Regions from separate parts of the Homo sapiens genome. Here region 1 is linked to region 2. Evidence: chromatin loops called from intact Hi-C (ENCODE). Cell type or tissue: PC-3. All regions are shown on one strand. Each heading gives the region's core, and the rest is flanking DNA. Links, peaks and the distances in the headings are about the cores only. Region 1 has its middle 9.5 kb from the start of TSBP1-AS1. Region 2 overlaps TSBP1 (testis expressed basic protein 1).

The links. Hi-C counts contacts between places; a loop is a spot of excess contacts. Peaks named below come from ENCODE experiments on the same cell type or tissue, not always from the same donor. Only the 100,000 strongest peaks of a DNase experiment are listed, where the experiment ranks them.
Region 1: a loop joins it to region 2, with 6 times the contacts of the local background. A loop is called at or near these places in 4 of 110 quality-filtered maps.

The regions. Positions count from the first base shown.
Region 1 is chr6:32,241,469-32,249,801 of GRCh38, forward strand. No RefSeq gene overlaps it. Among named protein-coding and RNA genes, the nearest start is that of TSBP1-AS1, 9.5 kb to the right of the region's middle. In PC-3, for the core only: a CTCF peak has its summit at 3,647 (motif pointing right); a DNase peak (open chromatin) is centred at 3,623; H3K4me3 peaks cover 618 bases.
Region 2 is chr6:32,292,939-32,301,271 of GRCh38, forward strand. TSBP1 (testis expressed basic protein 1) reads right to left here. Exons shown (of 26, transcript NM_001286474.2): 24 at 7,742-7,762; 25 at 6,984-6,998; 26 at 1-1,097. The coding sequence ends at 43. The region is part of intron 1 of TSBP1-AS1 (TSBP1 and BTNL2 antisense RNA 1); the gene reads left to right. Among named protein-coding and RNA genes, the nearest start is that of TSBP1-AS1, 42 kb to the left of the region's middle. In PC-3, for the core only: no CTCF peak of the experiment used is centred there; DNase peaks (open chromatin) are centred at 5,193 and 5,983; H3K27ac peaks cover 3,698 bases.

The sequences.
Region 1 (8,333 bases), core at 186-8,185, 51 kb before region 2:
TCTTTTTTTTCCTCCATTTTTTGAGATAGGGTCTTGCTGTGTTGCCCAGGCTGGAGTGCAGTGGTGCGATCTTGGCTCACTGCAACCTCTGCCTCCCAGGTTCAAGCGATTCTCCTGCCCTAGCCTCCCAAGTAGCTGGGACTATAGGTGCACACCACCACACCTGACTAATTTTTGTATTTTTAGTAGAGATGGGGTTTTGTTATGTTGGCCAGGCTAGTCTTGAACTCCTGACCTCAAGTGATCTGCCCGCCTTGGCCTCCCAAAGTGCTGGGATTACAGGCATGAGCCACTGTGCTCAGCCATATTAAAACTCTTGTGTAATAAATTCGCAGATATGGAAATCCTTCATTTTCCACAAAAAAACCCCATCCTGTGTAGATACCAGGTGACCTCATCACAAGAGTCAAAATGAAAGTGCTGTCAGCGTGGTGAGAGAGGTGGTGATGTCAGATCACCTGTGGAAGTGAAAGGACCTTGGAGTTGAAAGGAATCTTCAGGATGGTCTTGCCTCTGGCTTTCAAACTTTTTCTTTTCATCATGTCAAATGTAGAGGAATTTTGTCCATCAAACTCATATCTAGAATCCCAAAATAGAGAAGAGATATAGGATCAGCGCTCTGGCTGAGTCTTTCCCCTCCTGAGACCCCACCCCTACCCAGAGTGACCCTTCAAGGTTGCCATGGGATGTAGGATGCTGGGGAACACAGCCTGGAACTGTTCACTTGGTCCCATTTCTTCTTTTACTGAGGCCCAGAGGGGAGACGCGACCTGCCCAAGGTGACACAGGCTTGGGACCCATGCCCAGTGTCCTGCTTGCTGGTCAGGAGTGGCTGAGGAAAGCAGAGCAGGGGTGAGGTGGGAGGAAAGGGCAGGGCCGCACTGCCTTGGTTCTGGAGCCCTCGCTGATAGCCTTGGGCCTTTTTCACTTGTTTTTCTAACTTTGGGGACAAAAGATTTTCTTTCTTTCTTTCTTTCTTTCCTTCCTTCCTTCCTTCCTTCCTTCCTTCTTTCTTTCCTTCCTTCCTTCCTTCATTCCTTCTTTCCTTCCTTCCTTCCTTCCTTCTTTCTTTCCTTCCTTCCTTCTTTCCTTCCTTCCTTCCTTCTTTCTTTCCTTCCTTCCTTCCTTCCTTCTTTCTTTCTTTCCTTCTTTCGCAACAAAGGCATGATAAGAAATTTTTTGGTGGGTAGAGCAGAAGAGTATATAATAGTGAAAAAAACACTTAGCTTAGGAGTTTGACACAGTGTGATGTTGGTCAGACTAGCTAACCTCTCTGAGCCTCACTCAGTTCCTTCATCTGTAAAGAGGTTGGGGCTGGCGTGGGTGAGTGGGTGGGTGCTGGATGAAGAGGGAAGGAGATGGACAGGAGGCACCTGGCGGACTTGGCCAGTGTCAGCTGCCGTCCTAGGAGACTCTGGGCTGGGGCGGCATTACTGGTTATCCCTTTCCTGGGGAGGTTGACAATTAACCCTGGAAACAGTCTTTAAAATTTTTACTGGACACATATAATTATGGATTGACAATCTTCCATTTTAAATTTAGAAACTACAGGCAAAAGTTAAAGATATCACAAATGAGTTTTTTATTTTTATTTTTTCATGACAAGGAAATTAGTTGTGTGCTGGGGTCTAGTATGGGGAAAGAATCTATTAAAATATATTTAAAAAGGTAAATCCAAAAATTTATAATTACAAGAGTGAATGACAAGATGATTGTCAATAAAATTAAATAAGCAAAACAACTGCTTGCCCTTTAGAAAATGTATCCAAGCTCCAGGGATCCAAAATGTTTATGAATCTGTGGATGTCTGTGTGTGTGTGTGTGCGTGTATATTTTTTTTTCGTTGTTGTTTCTCTGCCTCTCTCGCCAAACTATATGGAGCCCTGGCTAAGGATAGAGGACTGTCAGATGTGTTTTCAGGGGAATCGCTGTTTTCTTCACATCAGGGGGAAGTTCTTAGGCAGCTGAAAGCAGGGGCTCAGGTGGGCATGGGGGGGTGGGAGGGCTGAGGTTTAGGATGGGAGGGTGGGTGAGAGCTAGTAAGGGTGGGTGGGGCACTGGGGGTGGGCAGCGGGTACTTGGCTAGGGGTTCAGGACCTGTCTCAGGGCTGCTGTCCAGGGGGGTGGAGGAAGGGGTAGTGAAGGGGTCAGAGCACTCAAGATGCGCAGTGTAGGCAGGGGACAGGCTGCGGTGTGTGAAGAGGGTAGCCTGAGGTGGTGAGACTTGCTGATCACCCAGCTGGGCTGCCTTGGTCTACTCACAACTGGTCTTCCCTGTGTGTTTGGTAAACACCAAAGGAGGTAAACTCTCCAATCCTGGCCTGTGCTGATGGTGAGGCGGGAGAAGGCTTCCCTGGGTCCCAGGTCCCCAACCTGGCACAGTCATGGGTCAAGGGCTGCCTGTTCCTCACCTGCCTTCCTCACGGGGCTTCTGAGCCTAGCCTTGCTTCGGGCATTAGGAGAGTCTGCCTGGAAGGCTCTCTGGCCCCCAATGCCCTGCCCTCCAAGGCTCCCAGTCTAGGTGGGAGAGACATACAGAACAAATAGCATCGTGGGGGTGGTGGGAGGTGGTGTGAACATGTCTCCTGCAAGCTCTGGGAAGAAGCTGTGGCCACACAATGGAATGTCTCCAGCCCTGACCTCTCCTTGGAACTCAGACCTTTCTGCCTCTCTCGCCAAACTATACGGAGCACCTGGTAAGGATAGAGGACTGTCGGATGTGTTTTCAGTGGAATCACTGTTTTCTTCACATTCTTCACATCAGCCACCTCCTCCACTCCCCACCAGGATGTCAACTGAAACATGTCTCAGTCCAAATTCTTTATTCCCTGCTTCTGCAGCTATTCCCTCCCTCCCCGCAATCCTGGCACAGCGTATTGCTTAGGCTGGACTACGCTGTGAATGTGTCTCCCAAAATTCATGTGTTGGAAATTTAATTCCCATGCAACTGTTGGAAGGTGGGGCCTTTTGGGAGGGCCTTTTGGCAGGGCCTGCATGAATGGATTAATGTCATTATAAAAGGACTTGATGGAAAGAGTTCATCCCTTTTGCCCTTCCACTCCCTGCCACGTGAGGACACAGTGTTCCTCCCCTCCAGAGGATGAAGCAACAGATGCCACATTGGAAGCAGAGAACAGCCCTCACCAGGCAGTAGTGCCTTGATCTCAGGTTTTCTGGCCTCTAGAACTGTGAGAAAAGACATTTCTTTTCTTTTTTCTTTTTTTTTTTTTTTTAAGACAGAGTCTTACTCTGTTGCCCAGGCTGGAGTGTAGTGGCATGATCTTGGCTCACTGCAACCTCCGCCTTCCGGGTTCAAGCGATTTCCGGCTAATTTTTGTATTTTTAGTAGGGACGGGGTTTCACCATGTTGGCCAGGCTGGTCTCAAACTCTTGACCTCAAGTGATCCGCCCGCTTCAGCCTCCCAAAGTGCTAGGATTACAGGCATGAGCCACTGCGCCCGCCTCGTTTTGCTATTCTTCAACTTCGCATGTTTGGATTGCTACAGCTTGAGGTCTTTAGTGTCTGGTTTCCTTCGCTCCCTTCCACGGTTCTAAGATTGTTTTCTGCATCCTCCGTACCCCTCCCTCGGTGTCTTCCTGCTGGGAACTGCTCTTTCTGTCTGCCACGTGGTGGCCACAAGGGGGCAGCAGAGGCTGAGGAAAATCTGGTGAGACCAGGTTGGGGGCCTTTTCCCGGGCCCACGAGTTACTCCCCCCCGCCCACGGAGCACCTTCTGTCCGGGCGCCTCCCAGGCCGCTGCTGCTTCTTGGTTCTGCTTCCTTTTCTGAGACCCGCTGCTTTAGAGAAGATTTCTGGAGCAGAGATTTGGAGCAAGGATCTCCAAACTCTTTTGATCACACACTCCATTCAGTAATATATTTTGAACATGCAGCTAACAAACATATGCAAACATAATGCAGGTTGAAAGAACAAACGCAAATCACATTAAAAGGGCATAAGATTGAAGATTTTATAATAGTTCTAATATGTTCTCTGCCTTCTTTCCTGTCTCTCCAGATCCCTGGAGGACCCCTAGGGCTGGTGCCCCTAATCTGGTGGCCCCCTGTTTAGAGCTCAACTGAGCTTTGATGTAGACCTGGCCCCTGTTAGGGTTTGGCCACACGACCTGTGACCCTGGGCAGGTTTCCTCAGATCATCGAGGCTCTGTCTCTCAGCTGTAAAGTGAGGACAGTAAGGACCATCTCATGGTATTAAGCTAAAACATTCACGGAAATAAATATGTAATGCTCAGAGTAAGATGCCACCTAGTGAACAGTGGGCCTGAGTATTTGGTGGTGGTCATTAGAGAGCAGAGGCGCTGGCCTCAGGGTTCAGCCCACAGTTCTGCCTGTGGAGAGGAGACTCAGTGACAAGAGAGAAAAAAGTGTCCGACATCCTGGGGACTGAGAATCTGCCTCTCAGGGTTGGACAGGGCAGGGCCTCTTCTGCCTCCAGCACCCCAGGCCTCTCTCCTCTGATTCTATCAGGGACGGAGGCCAAGGTTGGAGACCCCTAGGCCTTTTCACCTAACTTGGTTTTCAGATTCCTCCCACTAGGACTTGTGTGTTTCAGCCTTAACCATGGATGGGCCTGACCTACACGGGATTGAGAGGGTCAGTAAATTCGTCCCCACCACTGACTGGGTCACCTACCTGGGCAGTACACATGCTGCTCTCGGCAACTGTTTCTTCTCCTGACACTTATGATTTTATATACAAATTGTTGGAAGTTATGTCGTAATATAGTCCTTTTGGTAAGAGTATATATGGTCAAGGATACTGTGACTGAATTTGAAGAGTAAATAATACAGCTGTGTATTGAGCTATATAATGACTAGGGCTCTCTTTATTTTGGGGACAGAGTGAGAACTTCTTCACTTATAAGGTGGCTTTGTCTTGATTGGTGAAAATAGAGAATTATTTCATTGTTGTATAAAAGTTCAGGCCGGGCACGGTGGCTCATGCCTGTAATCCCAGCACCTTGGGAGGCCAAGGCAGGCAGATCACCTGAGGTCGGGAGTTCCAGACCAGCCTGGCCAACATAGCAAAACCCCATTTCTACTAAAAATACAAAAATTAGCTGGGTGTGATGGTGGGTGCCTGTAATCCCAGCTACTTGGGAGGCTGAGGCAGGAGAATCGCTTGAACCCAGGAGGCAGAGGTTGCAGTGAGCTGAGATTGTGCCACTGCACTCTGGCCTGAGTGACAGGGCAAGACTCTGTCTCAAAAAAAAAAAAAAGTTCAAATATGTGTAATATGAAAACTGTGCAGCCAAAGGTGTGACTGGTGCTCAATATTATTTTATTGCATCTTTGTTCCAAATCCACTCCATCTTTGTCCTGCCTTGTGGTTCTGGAGCTGGACCCTATAAACATTTCTTCTTTGCCATTGGGCACAACGTTAGACTTTGACAGTAAATTGCACTGGAAGGAATACTGCAAGACATAGCAGAGAAAACAGCTTCATTCTAGTTCTGGTACTTTTTTTTGAGATGGAGTCTCACTCTGTCACTCAGGCTGGAGTGCAGTGGCGTGATCTCGGCTCACTGAAACCTCTGCCTCCCAGGTTCAAACGATTTTCCTACCTCAGCCTCCTGAGTAGCTGGGATTACAGGTGCACACCACCACACCTGGCTAATTTTGTATTTTTAGTAGAGACAGGGTTTCACCATGTTGGCCAGGCTGGTCTCGAACTCCTGACCTCAGGTGATCTGCCTGCCTTGGCCTCCCAAAGTGCTAGGATTACAGGCGGGAGCCACCGCGCCTGGCCTGCCAGGCTTTCTTAATATGCCCTACCACCATGAAACTTATATTGGGGGGGAGACTCAGATAGGGGCCAATGGGGGCAAGTTTGAGCCTTGCCAGGTTGATACTTGGGCACTGAGCAGAGTGACTAGTGTCTGTGTTTTGACATGTGTGTATAACTCCTGTTGGAATGGGAAATGTTAATTTAGTTCCCCCACACAACCTGTTGGGCTGCCTCTTGCAAAACTGGGGCCTTTTGCCTGTGGTTCCATGAAAAGAAAAGGAATGTTTTTCTTTTGTAACGTGGCTTGGCCCCCACAGCTACGGTGCAGCAAGCAGGGTCATCAAAAGCCACTCTGCTCTTCTGGAAGCAGCTGAGAAAGGGAAGCCATAAACCTGACAAGCTGGTAAAAAGCTAATTTCTTACCAGCTAGCCTCTGGCCTTTCTCTCTCTGTGCAAATGAGTTGAGTGAACAATAAAAATCACTGTTTGTCTCCTCTGCAAAGTTTTGATTAATAGGGAAGAAGATTTGTGTGACTAGTCTTAGGTTGTAGTGAATCTTGTGTACTTTTGCTACTTTGAACTATAAATATTTGTATTGTTTGGCCCCTTCTCAGAAATCACCTTTTTTGCCATCTTCCTTTGTCTTTGCCTTTTTGTGTCGTTCTGTCATGGAGAAGGATACCATAGGATAGAACACAGGCCTAGGATCCCTGTAAGCCTGCTGTTCAAGCCAGCCCTGCAGACTGGTCGGTTACAAACTTTGCTGCAGGTCCTTGGAACAAAAACTGGATGAGATTTCCCTTGTCTTGTTTTATGTGGTTGAGAGCTTGACTTTGTAACCATGTAGGGGTACTCTCTCTCTTGATCTCTGCCATCTGGAGGGTGGAAATTCTTGGGTTCAAGTCAGGTGGCTGGTCTGAGAGGACTGGGAGTCTGAGACACATTAGCATACTCTTCGTCCTGAATGTGTTGAGCCCTTAGGTGAGTTTTGTCTTAAAACGTCCCATCTCTGCTGGTTGGATTTATTAGGACAAAAAAACAGTCCTATCTCTACAGGACTTTTGTTGTATTTTGCTATCTTAAACCCATTTCCAAGAGGGAATACTTGGGGATGCCTCCTCTAGGAATACTTCTTGCTGCTTATATGGCAAAAACCTGGAAAATTACCATCTGCAATTTAAAAAAGGTGTTTGAGTCTCTATTGGAACTAAGTACACCATTGAAAGAAAAAGGATTTTAGAGATCTCTTATCTAAAACAATTGAAGGAAGGTTAAACAGTAGTGTCGTGGGTAGCCTTAAAAATTCTCTTGAGCAGTTAAAATCATTCGCAAGCTTGAAAATGACTGCTCTAGATTCTTTCTGGGAAGAGCACTGGCAACCACCCTATGCTGTAGCACAGTAGCTAAATCTCTGCCCTTTCACTATGGTGGCCTGGGATCACTTCCCAGCTTAGGGAATGCGTCCTTTCTGGTTTTGTATTTGTGGGACTTTTTGCCATTCATTGATGGACAGCTTCTGATTTCCTGTCTTGAATTTTCCTTGCTCTGAGATACCTTTGGGGTGATTCTAGATCTTGTAAAAAACTGCTTGGCATCTCTTTGGAGATACCTTGTGCATCTGTGGTTAAGTCATAACCCTAGTTAAGGCTCATTGGTTTCAGGTGGGAGGTTATCCTTGGTAGAGAGTTCAAAAGCCAGAAATATCAGCTGTTTGTTCCAGCTAAAAACTGGTAATAAGAGATCTGAAAGAATTTTCTTCAAGAGCTCTATAGTTAAAAGTCAACTTAATTAAAACTGATTTAGAATATATGTGTACAGATATTGTTTTAAAGCCTCTGCTCTCTCTCTGTAAAAACTTCTTAAGCAACTGAATTCTGTCTGCTTAAATTTTAATCTTTGTATGTAAAAGCTAGGAAACAAATATACTTTTAGAGATGGCTATTGACAGTTGTTTACAGTGAATAGTTATCACTACAGGGTGGTACTGCTTTTTTTTGCACATTTAGATAAGAAAAGCATGCTTTGGGGCACCTAGAAGGTATGGAATGAGGGCTAAGACTCCCATGGAGCATTAAGTGATTACAGAATAGGCTGATTGTTATAGGGTTGCCCACCAGCCTCAGGGGAATGTCCTTGCAGTGAAGTGCACCGTAAAAGCATTGCACTATCTTGTCCTGCGGTGTTCTCCTCTTTTGAGGACCCAGGATTCAGTGTAAAAGTTGGATCCTTAACTTTGGAAATCTGTTTTGCCTTCCAGCTGTGCCTGCTTATTAGGCCATAGAAACTGCATGCTTTCCTGGCCCTGTTCCTTAAAGGGCTCCACCCTAAAGCCAGTAATTCAATTAAGAAACTAACATCTTTAAAAAAATTTCAATGGGCAAGTGTGTCTGTTTTCCTAACCATCTTTTTTCTTTTTCTTTTTTTGAGACAGGGTCTTGCTCTATCACCCAGGCTGGAATACAGTGGTGAGAACATAGCTTACTGCAGCCTTGACCTCCTGGGCTCAAGTGATCCTCCCAGCTCAGCCTCCCCAGCAGCTGAGACCACTACGCCCAGCTAATTTTTGTATGTTTTTGTAGAGATGG
Region 2 (8,333 bases), core at 131-8,130:
CATAATAATCACTTGTCTTATGGGCCTTTAAAAAATTTATCCTTACTCTTCCACTTTTTTGTTGTACTTCCTTCCTGTATTTGCCTTCGCCCTTTTCGAGCCTTTTGATTTTTCACCATTGATTTCTGATTCTCTCTTTCCTTTAACTTTGTCCTTTCCTTTGTCACCTTTTGTGTTTTTGTCACCTTTTTCTTTTTTATTTGGATCTTTCTCTGCATCTCTCTCCTTTTCTTTATCATTATTTCCTTTATCCTCAAAACTCTCCTTCTTTTCTTGGGCTTCCTGTCCTTTTAGTACACCTGACTCACTCTTCTTTACTTGGGATTCCAGTGTTTCTGGTACACTCACCTCAGTGTTCTTTACTTGGGATTCTGGTCCTTTCAGTACACCTGCCTCACTCTTCTTTTCTTGGACCTCTTGTTCCTTTGGCACATCTGCCTCAGTCTTCTCTACTTGGCCTTCTTGTCCTTTTGGTACCTTCAACTCACTCTTCTCTACCTGGGCTTCCTGTCCTTTCAGTACAACTGACTCCCTCTTCTTTACCTGGGCTTCCTGTCCCTTTGAGACACCAGACTGACTCTTCTTTACTTGGGATTCCTGTCTTCTTGGCACACCCATCTCACTCTTCTCTACCTGGGCTTCCTGTCCTTTCAGTACAACCAACCCACTCTTCGTTACTTGGGCTTCTTGTCCTTTTGGGACACCTGACTCACTCTTCTTTACTTGGGACTCCTGTCCTCTTGGTACATCTGACACACTTTTCTTTATTTGGGCTCCCTGTCCTTGTGGTATACTCATCTCACTGATTTTTAGTTGGGTTTCCTGTCTTTTTGGTATTCCAGCGTCACTGTCTACCTTGACCTCCATTCCTATTTTGTCTTTCTCTAAATCAGTGCCTTTTCCTTCTCTTTCTGGCTCCTTTATGTGTGCTGATTTCAAGGATTCTACAGAATTCGTAAATATGATGTCATTCTTTAGTGCTTCCTTGTTTTCTTCTCGGCTATTCTGAGACCTTGCAGTGCCTCCACATTTTAGAATCTGGATTTTGGAACAAGATTTTTTTGCAAGTTCTTCATCCATGTAACCTGTTAATATAACTGAGCATACAACAAAAGGGCGTGATTTAGATATCAAGTATTTTCTCTTTATTTCTATTTTTTTCCCCTTGATACTGGTTCCTTTTTTGTCTTAAAACTGACAAACTAAAATTTTTCTGAATCTCAAGTTATCTAAAATGATGGTTCTCTGTACATAAAATTATAAAAGTATCGATAAAATTCTGGACTATTTTCAATAATTTGGAAGATTAATGAGAGAAAAGGTAAAATGTACTGTAAATGAACTGACATTTGTTCAGTGGATTATGGCTAATGAATAATGCTTAGTGGCTAACAGAGGATGTATTCTGAAAAGAAATAGAATTTGTTTTAAGGAAAAATTGTGGGAGGAAGCAATAATTATATTTCTCAAGACAGAAAAAGGAAACTCAAAAATGCTTTCCATATTGAATAAAAGCATATCTTATTATGCAAAAGTAATAACAGTACTAGCTGATAATTATTAAGTGCTTACCACATACCAAGTACTCACTGCTCTAAGCACTTTATGTATTAAATCATTTGATACTCACAACAACCAGGTAGGGTATTATTAACCTCATTTTACAGATGAAGAAACTGAGGCACAGAATACTTAAATGAATATGAATAAGGTTATGTAATCAGTAGGTGGTGGAGCTGGGATTTGAATCTGAGTAGTCAGACTCCAGTGTTCAGTTTTGATCATTACTGTAGACTACTTCTTGCAATATCTGCAAACTCTGCAAAAATTTCAGGTCCTTTGATCATGTTCAGGTAAATCAGCTGTTACGTCTCAATTCCTGTGTGATTTAACAAACCTGAATTTATTGGCTTCTGCTAGGTATTTTTTATTTGCTTTTGTTTTTTTTAAGTAATATGGTTCCCTGAATTAAGTAAAAGAAATATCTGAGCCACCAAGGAATTGTGTGGGTTCTTGCCGTGGAGCAGAGGGATGTCTTGCTTTGAGAAAATCTAATATTTAATATTTACTATAGTAGAAAGAATACTGAATATAAAAGCTGAATCAGAAGACTTGGGCTGGGGGCAGTGGCTCACACTTGTAATCCCAGCACCTTGGGAGGCCAAAGTGGGCGGATCACTTGAGGTTGGGAGTTGGAGACCAGCCTGGCCAACATGGTGAAACCTGATCTCTACTAAAAATACAAAAATTAGCCAGGCATGGTGGCACACACCTGTAACCCCAGCTACTCATGAGGCTGAGGCAGGAGAATCGCTTGAACCCGGGAGGCAGGGGTTGCAGTGGGCTGGGATTGCACCACTGCACTCCAGTCTAGGTGACAGAGTGATACTCCATCTCACACACACACACACAAAAAAAAAAAAAAAAAAAAAGAAGACCTAGGTTTATTATTCCTGCTAGCTGGGTTTAATGGGTTTATTAAGGTAAATCAGTTAATCCTCAAAGATTCACTGTTTTTATATTTAGTTTGATCTGCTCACTTTGTAGAGTTACTAAATATTGTAGACAAATGTTAAAGTAACATAGCCTTTGGAGACAGACTGGTTCAAATCCTGCCTCCGCACCTGCCTAGCTGGGTGACCTTTGGCAAACTTTACTTTCTGTCTGTAAAATGGGGGCAATAGTAGTAGCTACCTCAAAGAGGTGTTATGAGATTAAATAATGTTATCTAAATAAAAGCACTTGGTACAGTGCATGGGACATAAGTAGTCAATAAATATTGGCCATTACTACTTCCCAATGAGATAGTACAGGAAAAAACTCTCTAATTCAATCAAGACAAGGCATTCTTAGTTTCCAACAAATAATTTACAGGAGTGGTTAATTGTATTACAGGAAAATTTCTTTTTTTTTTTTTTTTTTTGAGATGGAGTTTCGCTCTTGTTGCCCAGGCTGGAGTGCAATGGCACGATCTCGGCTCACCGCAACCTTTGCCTCCCGAGTTCAAGGGATTCTCCTGCCTCAGCCTCCCAAGTAGCTGGGATTACAGGCATGTGCCACCACACCCGGCTAATTTTGTATTTTTAGTAGAGATGGGGTTTCTCCATGTTGGTCAGGCTGGTCTTGAACTCCTGACCTCAGGTGATCCACCTGCCTCGGCCTCCCAAAGTGCTGGGATTACAGGCGTGAGCCACCACACCCAGCCAATTACAGGAAAATTTCTTGCTTAAAAGTGAATTATTGGACTTTTCGTTTTTTACATTTAGGGTTTGATGTTTGAAAAATTGGCATACACATAACTTCAGAATTTTATCAATTATAAAAATGAGGCACACCTGTATTAGATAAGAAACTAATTATAAATCAAAAGAGTTGTTGTAGTTCAGTGTTTTCTTTTATTATTTTCAGCTGTTGACATCCAAATAAAAATAACATTAGGAAAATTACAGTAATGTTTTCTGAACCTTTTTGTATATGTCCCCACCTAGAGTTCTTCATTAAAATATGGTTACTGACATTTTATTCTAGACAATCAATTTTCAGTTTCCTAATGAAAATCAGTGGTAATATATTTCAAGCATTGCTAAATTGAGAAAAATAGTTCAGAATATTTTGATCTTCGACAGTGCTACCAGTGGACACTGTTTTGTTTTGTTTTGTTTAGGGGTATGGTGGTGTGGAATGGTAAGATCATGCTCCGCTGAAGTTTCTAACCTTAAGAATTTCATGGAATGTACTCCTCACATAAGCTGATTTTCCTTAAGCTATGAATATTTTTAGTTTTACTATCCCTTGGGGGTAATTATTTGCTACTGTGTGTAATACTTCATGACTCATTTTAACCTAAATTTACCTTCTAAATTATATAGGCTTTGTAAACCAAAATTAAGTATTATAGGATTTCCTGAAGCACCCAGTGTTTATTCTAGCTACACCTTTCCTAATTTCACAGAATTAAAAAACTTTTTATTCTTTCTCCCACTACACTGAAAAATACCTCTAGTTACTTCTAATAGAATCTTCATACCCTTATTTTAATATATTTGCTGTCATCTTTTAAATCTTGAATTTAATTAACATAGATTAGATTTACAGGATTTATTTTTGAGTAATCTAGCTATCCCATAAAGTGAGGTTCACTTTTATTTCAACTTTGCATTGCAGAAGTAAGCCACAAATCATTATTCCACCACATTCTAAGTTCTTTTCTTCCTTCTCCCAGATTTCAAGATAGTTCATACATCTTTTCCTTCTCTTGGACCTCATAATCATCTAACACATACAGTGTAAATCTTCATAATATAAAGACTTGGAAGCCCTGGCTGCAAGTACATTTATTGCAGGCAGTAGCCCATACTACAAAATTTTAATACAATCAAAAGATTTAATCAAGACTTTGGGGATCATCATAATATATTCAAGCTGAATAAAAAGTAATTATTAAAATTTTTAAATTGGATTAATTTTTGTTAAAGCTAAAAGATATCATGAAATAGCTATCACATTAACAATTCTATCTAAATGATACTTAACATAGAAAATAGAATGTGGGCTTTATTAGGAAACTAATCTTAGGTTCTTAATCCAGTGGTTGTCAGGGAGAGCACAATTGGATCTAGACTGTAAAAGATCTATTCAGTATCAGAGGGATAAATCATTATAGTTCTCAGGCTATGAATTACATTTTAAAAGATCATATACTTATTAGTTGAATGAGGAGGTGAGAAATAAGAGACTCAGTTTGCTGGGATGATGATGTTTGTTGGTTTAATCTATCTTAAACCTTTCTTTGAACATTGACTTAAACCTTAACCTCCTTTTTCTAAAAATATCAACTGGGGCCGATGCAGTGGCTCACACCTGTAATCCTAGCACTTTGGGAGGCTGAGATGGGAGGATCGCTTGAGGCCAGGAGTTCGAGGCCAGCCTGGGCAACATAGTGAGACCCCATCTCTATTTTTTAAAAAAAATAGAAAAACAATCAATTGGGAAAAATGTGTTTGAAAGAGTATATCAATAAGAATATGTCTTTTACAAAAAATTTTTTAAAAGATTAAACAGATTTTTCTCTGGCAACTTAAAAAATTAGTATTCATTAAAAATTTATTACCTCTGGGAAGAGACTTGGCCTGTGATCCCTTCTCAGAGCCCTTGTATTAGTCAGGGTTCTTCTGAGTCAAGTTGACATACAACATCAATCATCAGAGCCCACCTTTTTTTTTTGTAAGAGAAACTCACAAGATCACAGTCCTATCACTTTTTCTATGTGAGGAGAGCATTTGAGGGATGTTGGCGCATTATAATTTTTCTGAATGCATACTGTTTCTTGTACCATGAATCAAAAGAAATTAATTTCCCCGGCTGGGTGCAGTGGCTCACGCCTGTAATCCCAGCACTTTGGGATGCTGAAGTGGGCAGATCACCTGAGGTCAGGAGTTCGAGACCAGCCTGACCAACATAGTGAAACCCTGTCTCTATTAAAAATACAAAATTAGCTGGGCATGGTGGCACATGCCTGTAATCCCAGCTACTTGGGAGGCTGAGGCAGGAGAATCACTTGAACCCGTGAGGCAGAGGTTGCAGTGAGGCAAGATTGTGCCATTGCACTCCAGCTTGGGCGACAAGAACGAAACTTTGTCCAAAAAAAAAAAAATTAATTAATTGCCCCTTTCAACTTCATCTCCCTGCCTTCCTTTCCCTCCAAACCCACTCTCTTTCTAGTGTGAACTGAGAAAGAAGAATGAGGCTTAAACACGATTAAATATAAGGACATATTTTGTGTTTGTGTCAGTGTTTGGAATGTTTGAAATGCTTGAAACGTGTCTCACTAGGTTTAAGTCTTATTTGCTTCTTTTGATCATATGTTTACAGAATTAAACAAAAGTTATTATTCTACTTTGTTTTGTATGGTTTCCTTGCTTGAAGAGCTGAGTCATATATTAAGTAATCCCAATAGAGATAAATCTGAATCCAGAAAACAGTTAAAAAAGTCAAACATTGATTTAAATGCGGTCTTCTATTTTTAAAAGGATCCTTTTGTGTACATTTAGTTATCCAGCTTTTCTGTAGATGTATATTTGTATTTGCAAACATTCCATAAAGTTTCCTGACTAATCACAAAAAATGCATTTGTGATTCAGTATAGGAGGCAATGTGTTAGTATGGGAAGAGTGGGAAGAGTGTGTATTTTGGAGATAGGACATCCTGGGTTTAAATCCTGACACCAATGTTTACCAACTCTTTAACCTTGGGTAAATACCTGAGTTAGTTTCCTAATCTGTAAAATGGGGAATAATAATACCTACCAGGCAGGCATATGGTAAGAATAAGAGATGTTACTTTTGTAAGTGCCTAGCACAGTGCACAAATACATAGTCAATGCTCAATACCTACTGTCTTTCAAAGGTAGTTATTTAGAAGGCAATAGAAAGGAGATGGTATTTTGTTTTTAACTAGTTTTTTTCCCCCATTAATATGATTCAGAGGGACTTCACCTATAACTAAAAAAAAGTTCTAAATTCCCAGCAAATAACTAATGGAATTCAGAAACCAATCTTCCTTTCATTATGTTTTCCTGAGAATCAGGGAGGAGATTCTTTTTCAGAGCCTAGAAGATGGCCAGAGATTGTGGCACCCTTTCATATGAGCTTCATCTTCTCTACAGCAATCTCTTAAATTGTAGTTATTTAAAAACTTGGGGCCTGGCACAGTTGCTCACACCTGCAATCCCAGCACTTTGGGAGGCTGAGGCAGGAGGATCACTTGAGCCCAGGAATTCAAGACCAACCTGGGCAACATAGTGAGATCCTGTCTCAAAAAGAAAAGTGGAGGGCGGGGGGGAACCTTGGAAGTTTCTGGAAGATAGGAACATTCAAATTGGCCTTAGAAGCACAGGCCTCTATTTTGGGAGTAGAAACAGACAGGTCACAAAAGAATTAAAAGCAATGTAAAATATCAGAGTTGAGAATAGATATGGAACTTACCCACAGGAGTCAGTGCTAAAAACAAAACACAAAAGAAAGATCAGTGAGGATTTTCTAACTCAAGAGAAACCCACCTTCCAATAGTATCCTTCCTAGGTGAACTTAGAAACAGGACTTGGAGGGAGCACAAAACTCTGTTTCATCCTCAGGAGTGTTGCTGGCCAATGCTCCATATCGCACTCCACACAGAGGGTTATCTTTAGGATGCCATTTAATTAATATAGGCATTTGAAATCTTGGGTAGGTAAAATCACTTCTACTGAAATTCAAACTATTGTATTTCCTGCCTTTCTTTGTTCTTTGATAAGTCTTTCATATGTCTTCTGCAAAACAGTTTTTTGCTCACTGTTCTGGTCCGTTTGAAAAATGTATATTGTTGATCAATTACCAAAATCACATCTAGTCCTGACACATATTCTTTTTGTCAATCTTAGAGGATTTTCTTTTTTAGTAAAAATTATTAGTTGCCAGATTATAGCACAGAGGAAATAGGCTCTGTTGTGATAGATTAGCTGGGAATATATGCTACCAATAATCTTTGGTAGTAAATAACTAGAATCAAACACAAGACCATTATACTTTGTTACAAAAGGAAAATAGATAAGAAGAATTAAAATTGAAATATGAGGAAATCACTTATTGAAGAAATATTGACTGCTGTAAGGTAGAGGAACTCGTAACACAAGAACATTTGGGAAAAAGAACTTAAAGGTCCTAGGCACAGAAATAGGTAAGGCAAGGAAATGATCCAAACTTACTGATTTTTCCAGAACTGTCCACTGAAAGAGATAAAGGCAAACACATCAGTAGGTACTGGGCATTCCCTTCTTCCCAGTCCCCAAACCTCTGCATTGAGTGGGATCTGTGTCATTAACAACTAAATTTCATTTATTTAAATGTGAAGAAACTTCATTTCCCTTCCCCCTTCTCTTTGCCCAGTGTAGTTTACAAAGACCTTGTGATAAGCTACTTTAAATCACCTTTACTTATCATTGATCATTATCAATTTTGTCTAGAATGTCAAGATTACAATTTATAAAATATAGGACATATAATGGTCTTGCTTAGAAGATGTGTGCTAACATTATTTTTTGACATTGATACGAATTTTTTTTTAATATATTTTTTTGAGACAGGGTCTCAGTCTCCCAGGCTGCAGTGCAGTGGCATGAACATGGCTCACTGCAGCTTCCACTTCCGGGGTTCAAGCGATCCTCCAGTTTCAGCCTCCTGAGTAGCTGGGACTACAGGTGCGTGCTACCACACCCAGCTAATTTTTGTATTTTTTTGTAGAGACGGAGTTTCATCACGTTGCCCAGGCTGGTCTGGAACCCTGAGCTCCAGCGATCC